Regions from separate parts of the Mus musculus genome. Here region 1 is linked to region 2. The links are chromatin loops, found by intact Hi-C in ENCODE. Cell type or tissue: gastrocnemius. All regions are shown on one strand. Region 1 overlaps Pde4d (phosphodiesterase 4D, cAMP specific). Region 2 holds the start of Gm32703 (a long non-coding RNA gene).

What was found. Peaks named below come from ENCODE experiments on the same cell type or tissue, not always from the same donor. Only the 100,000 strongest peaks of a DNase experiment are listed, where the experiment ranks them.
Region 1: it touches region 2 in a loop (3-fold over the local background); 2 of 42 quality-filtered maps call a loop at or near these places.

The regions. Positions count from the first base shown.
Region 1 is chr13:109,755,877-109,763,876 of GRCm38, reverse strand. It overlaps Pde4d (phosphodiesterase 4D, cAMP specific), which reads right to left. Exons shown (of 17, transcript NM_011056.3): 5 at 6,264-6,300. Among named protein-coding and RNA genes, the nearest start is that of Mir1904, 140 kb to the left of the region's middle. In gastrocnemius, a CTCF peak has its summit at 4,483 (motif pointing right); a DNase peak (open chromatin) is centred at 4,495; H3K4me3 peaks cover 2,840 bases; H3K27ac peaks cover 5,830 bases.
Region 2 is chr13:109,436,052-109,444,051 of GRCm38, reverse strand. The region is part of intron 3 of Pde4d (phosphodiesterase 4D, cAMP specific); the gene reads right to left. It overlaps Gm32703 (a long non-coding RNA gene), which reads left to right and starts at 3,041. Exons shown (of 3, transcript XR_003950566.1): 1 at 3,041-3,150. In gastrocnemius, a CTCF peak has its summit at 3,055; DNase peaks (open chromatin) are centred at 2,383, 3,003, 3,565 and 4,416; H3K4me3 peaks cover 4,375 bases; H3K27ac peaks cover 4,691 bases.

The DNA of each region.
Region 1 (8,000 bases), 320 kb before region 2:
ATCACCATGCCAGACCTAAAGCTTTACTACAGAGCAATTGTGATAAAAACTGCATGGTACTGGTATAGAGACAGACAAGTAGACCAATGGAATAGAATTGAAGACCCAGAAATGAACCCACACACCTATGGTCACTTGATCTTCGACAAGGGAGCTAAAACCATCCAGTGGAAGAAAGACAGCATTTTCAACAATTGGTGCTGGCACAACTGGTTGTTATCGTGTAGAAGAATGCGAATCGATCCATACTTATCTCCTTGTACTAAGGTCAAATCTAAGTGGATCAAGGAACTTCACATAAAACCAGAGACACTGAAACTTATAGAGGAGAAAGTGGGGAAAAGCCTTGAAGATATGGGCACAGGGGAAAAATTCCTGAACAGAACAGCAATGGCTTGTGCTGTAAGATCGAGAATCGACAAATGGGACCTAATGAAACTCCAAAGTTTCTGCAAGGCAAAAGACACCGTCAATAAGACAAAAAGACCACCAACAGATTGGGAAAGGATCTTTACCTATCCTAAATCAGATAGGGGACTAATATCCAACATATATAAAGAACTCAAGAAGGTGGACTTCAGAAAATCAAATAACCCCATTAAAAAATGGGGCTCAGAACTGAACAAAGAATTCTCACCTGAGGAATACCGAATGGCAGAGAAGCACTTGAAAAAATGTTCAACATCTTTAATCATCAGGGAAATGCAAATCAAAACAACCCTGAGATTCCACCTCACACCAGTCAGAATGGCTAAGATCAAAAATTCAGGTGACAGCAGATGCTGGCGTGGATGTGGAGAAAGAGGAACACTCCTCCATTGTTGGTGGGAGTGCAGGCTTGTACAACCACTCTGGAAATCAGTCTGGCGGTTCCTCAGAAAACTGGACATAGTACTACCGGAGGATCCAGCAATACCTCTCCTGGGCATATATCCAGAAGATGCCCCAACAGATAAGAAGGACACATGCTCCACTATGTTCATAGCAGCCTTATTTATAATAGCCAGAAGCTGGAAAGAACCTAGATGCCCCTCAACAGAGGAATGGATACAGAAAATGTGGTACATCTACACAATGGAGTACTACTCAGCTATTAAAAAGAATGAATTTATGAAATTCCTAGCCAAATGGATGGGCCTGGAGGGCATCATCCTGAGTGAGGTAACACATTCACAAAGAAACTCACACAATATGTATTCACTGATAAGTGGATATTAGCCCCAAACCTAGGATACCCAAGATATAAGATATAATTTGCTAAACACATGAAACTCAAGAAGAATGAAGACTGAAGTGTGGACACTATGCCCCTCCTTAGATTTGGGAACAAAACACCCATGGAAGGAGTTACAGAGACAAAGTTTGGAGCTGAGATGAAAGGATGGACCATGTAGAGACTGCCATATCCAGGGATCCACCCCATAATCAGCATCCAAACGCTGACACCATTGCATACACTAGCAAGATTTTATTGAAAGGACCCAGATGTAGCTGTCTCTTGTGAGACTATGCCGGGGCCTAGCAAACACAGAAGTGGATGCTCACAGTCAGCTAATGGATGGATCATAGGGCTCCCAATGGAGGAGCTAGAGAAAGTAGCCAAGGAGCTAAAGGGATCTGCAACCCTATAGGTGGAACAACATTATGAACTAACCAGTACCCCGGAGCTCTTGACTCTAGCTGCATATATATCAAAAGATGGCCTAGTCGGCCATCACTGGAAAGAGAGGCCCATTGGACTTGCAAACTTTATATGCCCCAGTACAGGGGAACACCAGGGCCAAAAAGGGGGAGTGGGTGGGCAGGGGAGTGGGGGTGGGTGGATATGGGGGACTTTTGGTATAGCATTGGAAATGTAAATGAGTTAAATACCTAATAAAAAATGGAAAAAAATTAAAAAAAAAAAAAAGAAAAAGAAAAAATAAATAAAACCTTCTTAATATGTGAAAAAAAAAAAAAAAAAAAGACTTCACGTGTCACTTGGGAGGCAGAGGCAGACAGATTTCTGAGTTCGAGGCCAGCCTGGTTTACAAAGTGAGTTCCAGGACAGCCAGGGCTATACAGAGAAACCCTGTCTCGAAAAACAAAAACAAAAACAAAGACTTCACATGTCTTGGTATAAGTCATGAGTTAGATGCACACACTTGGTATGACACCTTCTGTGTAAAAGAGAGTGCTATCTGCCCATTAATTAGGGTTGCTTGAACAGTTAACAGAAAGAAACTACTCCAGGTTAATGCCAATGACATAGCTTAAGCAAAAAGTATGTGGTGACCATGTGTTTATTATGGAAACTTCCATTGACTTATCTGGCCCATAGGAAGTTTGCTGAATGCTTATTAGTGGCAATATACAGAATCCTCCGTTTTCTAATTGACCTAGGGGTTTGAGAACTGTGCCCTGAGTTTCTTCATCGGACAGTGGTCCAGACGAAAGTCACTCTGTGTCTCGGGTGTTTGTTTTCTCGAAGCTGACGGGAACTTGTGCAAGTCAAAAGGAAGCTGTTTATGCTCTGCAGCCATGGTGACCTTCAGCAGTCCCCCTGAAGGAGTTCATAGAACCTCCGAGTAAGCCAGCCAGTCACTGGAAAACCTGGCTCATTATCACTCACAACTCCGAAAGGTCACACCGCCTGTGACGAAGTATCCAAATAGCTAGCTGCTGACGTCAGGCCATAGTGTCTTTCATGAGGCATGAAATTCTGAATGATGCAGAAATAAAAAAATTAACGATCCAGTCGTGAAATCACGACAACTTAATTTGTGTTCTAAGATGTGAAGAGCAAACATGTCAATAAAGTATTTAAATACAACTCCTGCCTCAGCCGGCTACTCCCTATTCTAGATGAAGATTTTTTAGCCTCAGAATTTTGAGATCTTTAATACAAAACACTTTTGTGATTACCCAACAGCGTCTGGACATTGGGTGGTAGAAGTAGTAATTTAATAGTTCATTTCCGTAGGAAAAGTTTTTCAGGTAATTCATAGTTTATAATCATTTGAAAAAAATAGCCCATTCAGGAAGACATTAATTTATGAATGAAATTTTTTCTGTAGAAAGAGTTGTTTTGCTTTGAGATGGGGCTCACTGTATGGCCCTGGCTGGCTTAGCATTCACTATATAGACTCTACTCGCCTCCAATTTAGAGATCTGCCTGCCCCACTCCTGGGTTGCTGGGACTAAAGATGCTTACGACCATACCTCAACTGTAGGTCAGTTTTTAAACTTTGTTTTACTGGTAAGATATTAAACTGAATTTTGGGGGGTTTAGTATGCACATTTTATACACTTATTTTAAATAATTCCTATCTTTTGGCTATTGAAGAATTTAAGCAACAACAAAAATGTTGTCAAGTAAATTGTACTGTATTCCATAATCTGGATAAAATCAAATGATTGCTATTTCGGCGGACAGACAAATGGAATGAGACCGACAGATGGATGGATGGGGGCGGGACAGTTAAGCAGTACTTGAAGCATTGACACTATTCTGTTTCTTAACTTTCGTTTACTATTATTATTTCTGCTTTAGATATTACTGCATATATAGTATGCCACATTTCCAAATGAGACTGAGAAAAGCAACCTCCCCCAGGCTCTGGCTGCCGGCCTTTGGCCTGCTGACTTTTAGCCTATAGTTTTGCATACGCAGTTGTGTACTCTGTTGTAGTAAATGCCACTGAAGACACACAGATGTGAGTACTAGAACTCTGTTTTGGTTTGTGGCAGGATAAAGATGGTTCTCTACTTAAACGTTAAAAATATCTTCCACTCTGTAAGCTACATATGATCCTGGCAGAAGCGTAAATAGACATTTCTCAGATGAATCTGTCACACATGATGTTGCCCTGAGCCTGGGTGACTAAGAGACATTCTTCATAGAAATGTCCCTCAGGACACGCCCGGGAGGGAAGCAAGCCTTGAGAGAGGAAGAGGAAAAAGAGGAAAAGGGTTTATCAGAGCCCCTGGGTGAAGGGTCAAGTTCCTAGATTCTCTTGTGTTCCAGGGCAGCTCTCTGCATAGACTCAGGCTAGCATTAGAAGCTACAGCCAGAATTCTCTTGCCTCTTTAAAGCTTATTATTAAAGGATCTCTACATTTTCTTCCAGACGGCTTAGGCTTAACAGTTAAAGGCATTGCTTTCTCTTCAGCCACCTCCAGTAAGTGTGTAATCGCTTACAGTAACAAACAAAGGAATGATGAAAAAATTCTAAATCTTGACAATGAGCAGTGCTAACACTCCAGGAAAATATTGTTTATGGATTAGGCCACAGCATGGGAATATCCACACACACAATTCTCATGTTCTTCGGGGTGCTTTCAAACATTTCTTAGCCAATAGGATTCACTGATGTTGGCAGGAAAAAAAATTATGCTGGCTTCATTAAACAGTTAAAGTGAATGAGTAAAATGTTTTTGGATTTATTATTATTATTATTTTTTTTTTTTTGGCCAGGCTACGCACAGCCGATGCCACTGGGTGGCAGTACAGCACAGGCTGTGACATACAGGGAGCGGAGGCTATGGTTTGTCTTTGTGAGGTCAAAGACTCTTAGGAGTCACTTCAGGAAAAAAACAAAACCAAAACAATTAGTGGAAAATTATTTACAGGATAAAAAAACGTTTCCTCTGTTGAAAATCAAATCTCTTTCCAAGTTATACTTCTATTAAAATGCATGAAGTGATTGCTTCTCTGTGTCAGAAAGTTCTGGGTGATTTCATAATGACACGGTCTAGTAAGAATGGATCTATGTAGAAGGTTGCTAGCTGTAATTCATTCTGGTGACACACAAGTTGTGTTTTGTTTGTTGATTTGTTTGTTTTATAAAAGTGGAATAAAAAGCAAACGAAAGACAATGAACTTTCCCCATTGCCCCATGTAATCAATGAACTTGGCCACAAGATTACTGCTATTGGGGTGGAACAGGAAGGGATATACAGGAGCTTAAAACTATATTGGTGATGGCCTATTCCTAACGGAGCACTAATTCTCTGTTGTGGTAAAAATAGCCACTGTATTCCCCCTCCCCACCCCCACCCCCCGAAACTAACTGTCATAGTTTGGAACAAGAAAGACAACACAATTGTTCTTGTTTTCAGAGCAGACATATCTCCTGCCTCCAAAGGGGACAAGGATGCTGGTTTCTAGGGTTTGAACGCTTGTTACCAGTTTTAGGTTTTAGAAAGCAGTCAAAACCAGTGGGGCAGTGGAAAATAAGCAGCTGACTGGCGAGCCAGCTCCCCTGCACAGCTTTTACTCATTTCTGTTCATCAGCCCTAAGGACTCTGGCTAAATTGTTGCTATGTTCAACAGGAAGAGATGAGCAGTGGACATGAGGGACAGCTAAAGAGGATTCCTTCATGTCTAAGAGAACACACTGAAAGATTTGAGCACAGAGCAGAATCATTCTAAGGTAAAACGTACAAACTAATTAAAGCTGGCACATTTTTTTTTCCTGTGGACTGGGGTGCCTCTGAGCTTTTATAGAAGTTCAAAAAGTTCAAAACTTAAGACTAATAAAAGAGTTTAGATGTTAGCTAGTACCTAAATCTGGTTATGATTTGGACATTTGAATAATAGATGGATTCTGCAGGCTCTGTTCTGATAAGTAAACCTACCCAAGATGTTCAATAACAGATGGATTCTGTAGGCTCTGTTCTAATAAGTAGATCTACCCAAGGTATTCAAGGTCCCATTTCACTCCACAAAACATTTGGTCCTTAACCATTCTGTACACATTCCAAAACACTTTAAGTCATTTTATCATCTCACATCTATGCCACGGAGTTGAAATAGTTTCTTCTCTTATGCATGAAGAACGCAAACATGTTGCCCAGTTAAATCTTTGTATAAATAACACATGTGAAAGAGGAGTAAATAACATATCAGGTTGAATGGCATTATTGAATTTCAAACCCAGAGCATGTACTAATTATACTAGATGTAATTTAATCCATGATATAGTCTCCTTCTGGTGCTAATTCCAGTTTAGGGAAATAAGGGCCCGCTGCATACGTACTATCTCCCTTAGATAACTTGTTACTTGAAAGTACAGACACTCCTCGGGCCTAACAGCCTTACACAAAGCACCTCTGTAGGGCTAAGGTTACATTCTCCAGCACTGCCTTTTAATTACTCGAATGAGCCAAACAATTGGCAGTCACATAGGTGTATGTAATAAAGTCGTATTGAGAATCATAATAAGATCTGCACATCAACTGTGTAAATCTTTAAGAAGCCTACATGCTCCCAGGTTGGCTTACCTGAGCAAACGGGGTCACAATCAAGTCATCTCCATGTCTGCAAGACAAACCAGAGGCAGTGTTAGAAGGCTCCCGTAGTTCTCTGACCACGTTTGAGCAATATTAAATGGTACATCCCACTGCAAGCAAATCCCATTGGGAATTACAGTAACTCCATCTTTATCTTCAGTACATTTCCTTCCCAGCCTCTGGGTTGAAAACACATCTTCCCGGATGCTAACCATTGTCCATCTCCCTTGGACAAAAGAGAGTCTCCTTGGTTACCAACCAGTGTCAACGTTGCCTTTTTAGGCACAAAGGATGTGCTCTAAGTAGAAAAGGGGTCTCAGCTCTGGGTCTGCACCTTTCTCTACACCTCCCATTGTAGATGTTAGCCAGGAATGCCGTGCAAAGGACCAGCTACAGAACAGGCTTCTGGGAGAGAGAACCCTGGGCCATCCAACATTTGTAGGTGAGCATCAAGTGATCTGTACGGTCATGTGTAAGCCTTGGATAGGCCAGGAGTCAAACATAACACAGGAGTGCATCATCCAGTAATAAAAAGCCCTACGAAACTTTTCAACGGACTCATGTTCCAGCCACTGTACTTACAGGGGAATGTTACCCTGTGGGTGCTGTTGCTAGGGTAACGTCAGCTCCACTAGACTAGGGATACAGGAGCAAGGTGTCAGTGTGACATGTCTTGGAGAAGCAGGGAAACCCAAGAAGTCATGCAGCATTCTTCTTGGAAGAAAGTGGGAAGCTAGGACCTGGGACTCTTTGCAATATTTCCCAGCACCCATAAATTGAAGAACGGATGTCTTAAATCTCAGTGTTTATTTCTTTATCTAGCCAGTCACAACCTATTTTATTTATTTCAATCATTTCATTTCACTTATCTTGAAAGATAGAGTTTTTCCTTGGTATACCAGGCTGATGTTGAACCTGTAATATTCTCACCTTGAGCCTGTTAGTGCTGGGATTTCTAATGAGCATTGCCACACCCACTTCAGAAAAAAATTTATTTTTTAATTAAATGAATGTAGTTATTTTACACACACATTTCCTTGACATAAACTTCACTGAGAATAGTTCATTTGAACTGTCAGCTTATTCCTGAGCAATCCATGTCCCCAAACCGGCACCTATAAAGCTTGTGGTACAAGGAGCAGAGAGATGATATTTCCAATGGGCTAATGATGAAGACCACCTCTGTGGCAAGCAGTCTGGTACCTAGAAACACGTGCAGAAACTTCCAGAACAGACAGAATAAGCCACTGCAGGTCAGTGTGGAAGTTAGTGTTACACTAGTCTTCTGATGTGGAAGGTGCTCTATGTCTGTTCCCTTATCCTGGTCACCAGAGTGAAGTAAAAGCCATGCCTGTGGCCACAGGGAGGCCCACCTCTCAATCTCGAAAGAGAAGGCCCTGCTGGCTCCTGGGCCAGCTCTACTGGGGATCTGCAGGACAGGCTCAGTGGCGTGTGTTGACAAGGAAAATGACAGTGCTCTCATCCTCCACACCTGGTCACCTTACCCTCACCTCTGTGGTCCTTACCACACTATTTTCCACTCTCACTGTTTCGGAACTAAAGAGCCTGAAATATAGACAAGAGACTGAGAGTCTCTAAAAGCAAACCTTCTTACGTACAGCACTTAAATACAGAGAAGGGCCATCTCAAAGACAACGTTCAGCCAGATTCAGCTCCTGCAAGTACGATTCCCTCAGTAACTGTTTCAAGACTGGGAATGGAGAGACC
Region 2 (8,000 bases):
TTCAGTCAGAAGTAGAGGTGAGGTTAATGAAAAATCAAAGGTGATTACACTACTATGTGTTCAAAGAGGACAGATATCCTGGCTATTGCAACATGAACAAATGGACTCAAGCAATAGGACTTAGCTAAAACAGAAGCTGTTGTTTTGTAGCAAAGTACTCTTTCTTCTGGAAATGAGAATGTTAATCCTTTAAAGGGAAAATAACCTTTGCTTTACTTAAAGCAAAAGTTAAGAGGTATGGCCTTAACCATAGAGCTGTAATACTAGAAGAAAATGGAGAGATGCATACTATGTAGCAAGGACTACTTCCAGGACTTTTAATCTTAGAATTAAGGGCTCCTGATGTGCATTTTCTGTAAGAACAACTAGATCCTTATGCTGACAGACGGCCCTCACCAACAAGGGAAGGGAGGCACAGGCACCAAAGCCCTCCTGAGTCGGGAACACTGGTGATGCAGTTGGAAGTGGGCCCCTGAGGCCTACAGACATGCTATTCTGCCTCTTTCATAGACATCAGAGCTTGGGAACAGAGACTGTGGTCATCAGAGAAGGGAGATACGCCACAGCCCTGACTGTGCATGACTCTAGAGTTGTAACAAAACAGGCACCTGTCAAGGGTAACAGAAGAGTCCTCTACCCCCACATTCACTGCAAGTGATTTCTAACTGGAAACCAGAACATCTGTAACAACCCAGTAGGTGATTTTGCTGGTGTCTTAGACAATGAGATGGTTGGTCACAAAAGCAGCTATGGACCCCTACGAAATCTGTGTTTATATATCTATTACTTATCCTGAGTCTGGTCAAAATGTTTACATAGGAAATATATTTTGAAAATCAGGCCCAATAGAGGCAGCACCTCATGTGTATGTTGGGAGACAAAAGGCCTTGTAATGTGCTTTTATCATAAATCACAAAGTTTCTGCTGTAAGAAATTGAATCCACGCCCCCTCGGAGGTACCACAAAAACAAGCAACTTTCAAAATAAGCACCTTTGTCCTTGTAATGGCCTCAGCAGTGAGCTCTTTCACACTCAGTCACAGATGCCAATAAGAAACGGGATGGGATGGTGCACGTCTGGAGAGCTCCATGCATTGAATCATTGAATTGAACCTTAATACCTGACCACACATCCAAGAACTAAGCAAGTTCCGTAAAGTTGGTCCACTCCATGATTCATGTGTGAGCAATCTATCAGAATTCTATTGGTTCAGCCCAGAAGGACTACCCTCAAATAACTAAAGCATTCTTAAATATGAGCAGGTCAGATATTACGGTTGTTTGTTTGTTTGTTTTTTATCGAGTCAGCATTCAAAGTTTCCCTTAACCTTCTATGGAAATGCAGGCCAATTGATATTTGGTATCAGAAATCCATGTATGCCCTTTTCTAGAGCATTTTCAAATAACAACAACAACAACAATAATAATATAGACAAAGCAGATTTCCAGTCCTACCATTTCTGTTCCTTACTAGGTAGGTTGTCTATTTTTGTTTATGAACTATTAGCTATTGTGAACATCCTATGCTTTCTTATTTGGGATGCTTTGTAGCAACAAGAAAAATTTAATTGCATAATCGTTACTTTCTCAAATGGTCTTCTTGGCTTTATACTGAGCACTCAAGACAGACCTTGCTCTGCTTGTTGCCATGGGGTTTTAGAATTCTGAGTTTCCAGACTGGAAGGTATTGATTACTTACCATATCCAGGAATGCCTTCTGAAAGGGAAGGTATTCACATGCATCATGTTCGCAGCTCTTCCGTCATTAATATTTTCCTCGTCTCCTATGTTGCATGTAGTGATTTTCACAGATGAATCCCAACACTCTGGTTTGAGCATCGATCATGGATAATTATTGCAACAAGTAATGAATTTCACCCCCCAAAAAAATCACCCCCCCAAAAAAGAACACAAACAGCAAAAACAAAAGCCCTTCCAGGATTTGGAGAACGAAACATCACAGAGTATTGCAGGTATGAGTCCATCCATGTAGCTCCTACCAGTGAACACACTAATAGAACCAGTCCAGTCTCTACTCCTAAATGATGGCGAGTATTGTCCTGGTGAGATCCAAGTGTCTTGAGTATGAATTAATGCATCTTCATAGAAAGGACTATGGAATGTGGACAAAAAGGAGTCAAAAGACAGTTTCTTGTTATCCTTGTTAAAGAAGTGTTAGGAGGGAAATGGAAAACTTCAGGTCGCTGTGCCATGCTGTCCTTTAGGGATGAATACTGCTTTTTCTTCTTTCTTAGGAACATATTCCTGTGTGGTCACTTTAACGCAGTGCTACTGTCTGAGGCTGAGACGTGTCCGACAAAGACCTGGGCAGAGGGACTAGAAACCATGTATAGCGCAAGGCAACTTCTTCTCCCGATCTCAGAATTGCTGGTTTCGAATGCCGAAGTAGGAAGGCAATGAGTAATTTCTGCTTTGCAGGACAGGATTGGTGCTGGCTCCCATCATGACTTCAGAAGGCGCTGTGGTGATGAAATTCATCTGCCGCCTAACCCCACAATAAGGCTGTCTGCTCTCTTTAAGTAAAATGACTAAGCTATCGATTCTCTCACTGCAGAATCCCCTCTATCAAAACCGTGTGTGAGCTTTTAATATTTTTTTTTTTTTTTTTTTTTTGCCTTGGAAAGAAAATGAATTTCACAGCTGCAAGGCAGACGTTGTCTAAGAATTTCTTACTCGGCTGGCTTTCTTGTCTCTCTGTTGTCTTTACCACCCCAATTCAGTTCCCAATTAGATGTCATTTACTCTGGTGCTCTGACATCCGCAAGATTTTCATGCCCAGGCTATACAGACCTTGCATGCTTTTGAAACACAGTGGCAACAGGAGTCCCCCCACACCGAATTTCCGGCAGAACCTTTGGTATCCTCGCAGCCGCCTTGTCTGCCCTGGGCTGTGCCGCCCCAGCTCTGAGCAGGACACTTGCAGGCTCCCTGGTACTGTACATTAACTCTGCAGTAGCCCGCTCGCTCAGCTGCAGACTGCTGCCTGACAGGGGATATGCTGGCGTCAAGGGGGCCCTCTAGGTGGGTTCCCCGTCACTGCAGAGCCGCGCACTCCTTGCTAGCCTCCAAGGAAGAGTGAGCTAAAGGGGTTAAAAGGAAGAGCTTGCCCTGAAGGAGCAGATTTCTTTCAGTAAGTAATTACCAGGCAGGAGAGGAAAAAAGGCTAAAGAAACCTGTAAATAACCTCACAGGGAAATGACACACTGAGCAAATAGACGGAGGAAGGTTTTTCTGTTTGTTTGTTTAATTTTCTACCTATTCAACGAAAAGAAAGGGAACAAATGAAGTCCAGAGAGAATGTGCAAATGATAGGTATGTTCTTTTTTTTTTTTTTTAAACAAAAACATGGGGGCGGGGCAGCTCTGCTTACTAAGATGATTTGTAACCAGTTAAGTACGGATCTCCACACTCTGATTTTGGACAGGAAATCCTGGGGAAGCTAGTTCTGCCGAAGTCACTTAGACTTCTGCTCCGTTTGCGCATGTCATAAAGCTGCTTGTTTGATTAGGGGGTGTGTAGCTGGGAGGAGAGCTCCCGTTTCATTTCCTGGAGCCTGCCCCTTTGTTGCAGAAATTCTGTGCAATAGTCCCCCGAAAGCACCCCATCGCTGTTGATGCCATTTTGGAGCAAGAATAAAATAGTAAACTCTTGGAATAGTAGGTTGGCTCTTGAATGGTGCTTGCCTGAAATCAGAGAATGGGCTTCTCCGTGGTAATGTGCGCAACGTTAACGTATCTCTTTTAACTTGGGTGTTTAAAGAAGGCCATTATGCAATTGCTTCATATTAAAAGGAATACTGGCAACACTTAACATCCTATTCATCTTCACTTAGGGTTTCCCCAGTGAATTCTTGTCCTTGTAGGAAAAAAAAAAACATTACTGGGGAGAAGAGGATTCATTTCTCATAAATTCTAAAGCAGATGTTTAAAATAAAAATGGAATTAGTTTCAGAACTGCTAAGGTTTGATGAATTGATGGTCCCAGGTCAAGAATTCATTCCTGGTAGGAGGAAGAACTAGAGGATTCCTTTAAAGCAATTTGAATTGTGCATGCAGAAAGATGGCACCATGTAGCACAAAGGGACATGAGGAAAGTTACTGGGACTTCCTGTGATGGAGGCAATGTCCTTGAAGCACCTTTGTGTAGAAGGGACCAGATCTCTCTCCTAAGGTCATTTGTGAGCCTTCCCAGAACCCTTTCGGCTGGAATTGTTCTCAGCAGACTCTCAACGCTTGCAATCAGGTATCACACAGTAATGCAAACTGGTTTGTTAGAGTGTATACTTAAATATCATTATTTAAGACCTAGGTGTACTAGCAATGTCCCTGGCCATCTTCTAAGTGCTTCACAGGATAACCCCACTTAATCCACTCAGTGATGCTGTGAGGCGGAGATGATCTCTGACCCGGTGCCAAAGAGGAGTGGAGGCACTCAGAAGTTAAATATTGCTGGAAGACAAATAACACATTTGCAGAAAGAAGTCTGACCACATGGCTAAGATTTTTGCCTGTATTATTCTATTCCCCCCAAATTAGTTTTGCCACCTGGAGAATGAACTCTAAGGGCTAGTAATTGTCCATCATCACACTTTCGGGGAGAAGAAGCTCTGGGGCCCACTTAGGTTATAGGCATCTGTCCTTTTCCTTTTATGGTAGGGATGATGTGACAGGCATTAACTATTTCAAAACCAGTACATTCTTCTCATGCCAGGTGAGCAAGCGGGTCTCCTTAGAACGTCGTAATATTTGTAAAAAACAAAAATAAGCTAGTACTATAACTTCCATTCTAATAAGCATTTTCACTTGACACTTTTGTCTGTTTTTAGTACATTCTATTTCCATTCTATTCATAGGCCAAAGTGGAATATCTATGCAACCCAACAACAACAACAGCAACAGTAACAGCAACAACAACAAATAACTGAACAAATTTTTTCCAGGCATCACGGTTTCCCATCTGATACTGGCTAGCTATGTTTCCACGTGGGGACAATGACATAAGCAGACACTTTATAGATTGAAAACACAAAATGACTCAGTTATTAGGTCATTAAATGAGATTTTCAAATTAAAATATACTTTTAAAAGAAACATCAATTGATTTTTCCCCCCAAGTGCTGGGAACTGAAATTGAGACCTCACAGATGTTAGTCATGGCTTCAGTCACTGACTTAAATACCCGCCCTTCAGCCTAATATTTTTAAGGTGAAATTTTCTTTCTTTCTTTTTTTAAATATGTAACTGTTTCAAATAAGATAAAACAAGCTAGATAGTAACAACTGAAAAACAATAATAAGCACTAAGAATTCTTGAAGCCTAACAAAGAAAAATATAATTTATCTCCCAGTCCAGGGAGCTAAGATTACAAATTAATGAGTAACCTTAAGTTGAGTAGTTTTGCAGATGTAAGTCAAATATAAAAGAAAGGTTCTGAGTTTTAAGAGCTACGGCCAGTAAATTACAAAATGATGCTTCATGAGACAGTAATGAATGAATGTGTGATTTTCAGAAAACAACAGGCAGAGTAGTGTGGCAGCTTAGAAACGCGTTCTAAAAAGGAAAAAACGTTGAGGACTTTCTTGTTTTGTTATATTGAAAGACAACGGTCACTTTACAGAACTTCTAAGTCTGGGTGAACCATGGCAGGCTCTCTAGCTCATCCCAGCCTCAGTTCTGATAAGCAAAGGATCACCAATCACTCCCCACTGACTCTTAGACCTCAGGGAGGTCCCTGTGGCTAGGCTGTAGCCTCAGATCAAGCAACACCAAGACTGACCATGTCTTGTGGTCTTTAAATTTTTCAGTCCCACAGAAAGCCCGAGATTAGCTGATCGTTCAAGGCTAGACTAGTATTAACTACCCTCAAATGAGAGATGTGAGGAAAAATACAGCTAAATTACTATTGAAGTATGAGCTTAAACATAGAGCAAATCAAAACACTTAACGTTTTCATTAAAGTTACTCAGGGTTGTGGGTGTAACACTTGTTCTGCAAATAGAGGCGTTCACAGGACTAACACAGAAAGTTGGACACGGTTATGTGGGTGCCCGTAACCATGGTTTTGTGGAGGAACAAGGAAAGGGGGACTTCCAAAGTTTGCCAGCACACAGTGAGAATCTGTGTCAAGAGATGGAGCAGGACACCAGATGCCTGCCCCGATCTCTGTCTCCAAGGGTATGTGCAAGTGGATGCATCAACACAAACATCACATAGACGTTTAGACAATATTGCTTAAACTTTACACAGACCCAAAGCAAAAAGAATGGGGGCACTACCCGTTGTCCCCTGTCCTTTCTAATAAAATCCTTTTGTGAGAAGGAGGCTGACTCTTGACAAATGCTTAGAAATCTAAAATTTGGTAAAGCTGCCTTTGGCCACCTGTGAGCCAGGGTAGAGACAGGGGTCTCAGGGTTTCGGGGTTCCTCTTTTTTTTTGACTCCTTCCTTTCAAAGTTTGGTTCTACAAAAGAGGAACAGAGAGCCAATAGCTTCTTCAAAACCTCGCAATTCTTTCTTGATCTTTGAAGATTCCATGCTCTTCACATTCCTTCAATGTTCAATGTCCCTGTCAGGTGATGAAAAGGCTAAGTCACCCTGTCTTGCTATTGTAACCACAGCGTGCCACAGCCCCACACTGGCCTCTGAACCTGGGTAGTTCCTTCTTGTGCTTCTCAGTAATGGGAGGTGACAACAACTGCCCACTGAATTCAGGTTCTTTCTGTTTGTTTATGAGTTTTCTGTTTCTGACCCTTCTTCTTCTTCTTTTTTTAATTGGATATTTTCTTTATTTACATTTCAAATGTTATCCCTTTTCCTGGTTTCTCCCTGAAATCCCATCCTCCCTCCTCCTGCTTCTATGAGGGTGTTTCTCTACCCATCCACCCACCCCCACCTCCCTGGCCCCTGAGTAACTTTTTAGTGAAAATATTAACTAAAGCATTTTTATGATTTCATTTATATAACTTCCAAGAGCTTACTAAATCTCTTAGAGATCCCTTTTAGTATATATAAATGCATACACACACACACACACACACACACACACACACACACACACATATATATATCCATATCTAAACACATATGCATGTACACACATATGTATATGTATGTGAATATGAGAGGGGCATAAAAATGTGTAAATGTATATATATATATATATATATATATATATATATATATAGTATATAAGTATGTGTACAAACATAGCTTGTTGTAGTATTTTATTTACAGAAACAAATTATAAGCTACTTTATAATACAAAGTGTTTACATATATTTTAATACATTCATTTCAATATAAATACAGATTTTTCTGTAAGGTACAATCTACTTGTTTCAATGTTTTGGTGTGTTTAGGACACTCAAAAACTTTATTGGCACTCACTAAATGTTAACTAATGACCATGTCAATAATGATGCCATTATCCTCCTGACAACTTTGAGCAAAGGCTGAAGGCGTGCTGTTCAGCACATTCAAAACTGAAACAAGAGAAGTTCTTCATGAAGCCAGGGTTTAGACTGCTAAGCATCAGGGAACTGTGTGGTGTCCCAGCACGTTGCTGCTATATTCAATTCCCACATATTCTTGTAACTGAGAAATAGTACCAACTGAAATAAAAAAGAAATTTACTAAAAAAACTATCTTGATTGTCTAAAAACTAACAGGCCCTTTGGTAACCTGTTCATGATTTAATTTATTAAAAATTAGTCATCTGGGACCATAGAGTCAAAGCTTAAACCTTCTCTCTTAAGCAATGAGAAGATACGTTCACAAAAGAAGTGGTTTATCATCCAATGCAGTGCACTTCATGACTGGAGCATCTAGAACATTCACTAAACTCCACTAGAAGTATTTGTAGCAGTAGAAGAGGTAGAATATAAATTTCTGGGATAAGAAAGGGCACTTAATATTTAGTTTCAAGTATAAAATATGGAAATATTCATAGCATATTTGAAAATAAAAATCAGAATTTTAATTAT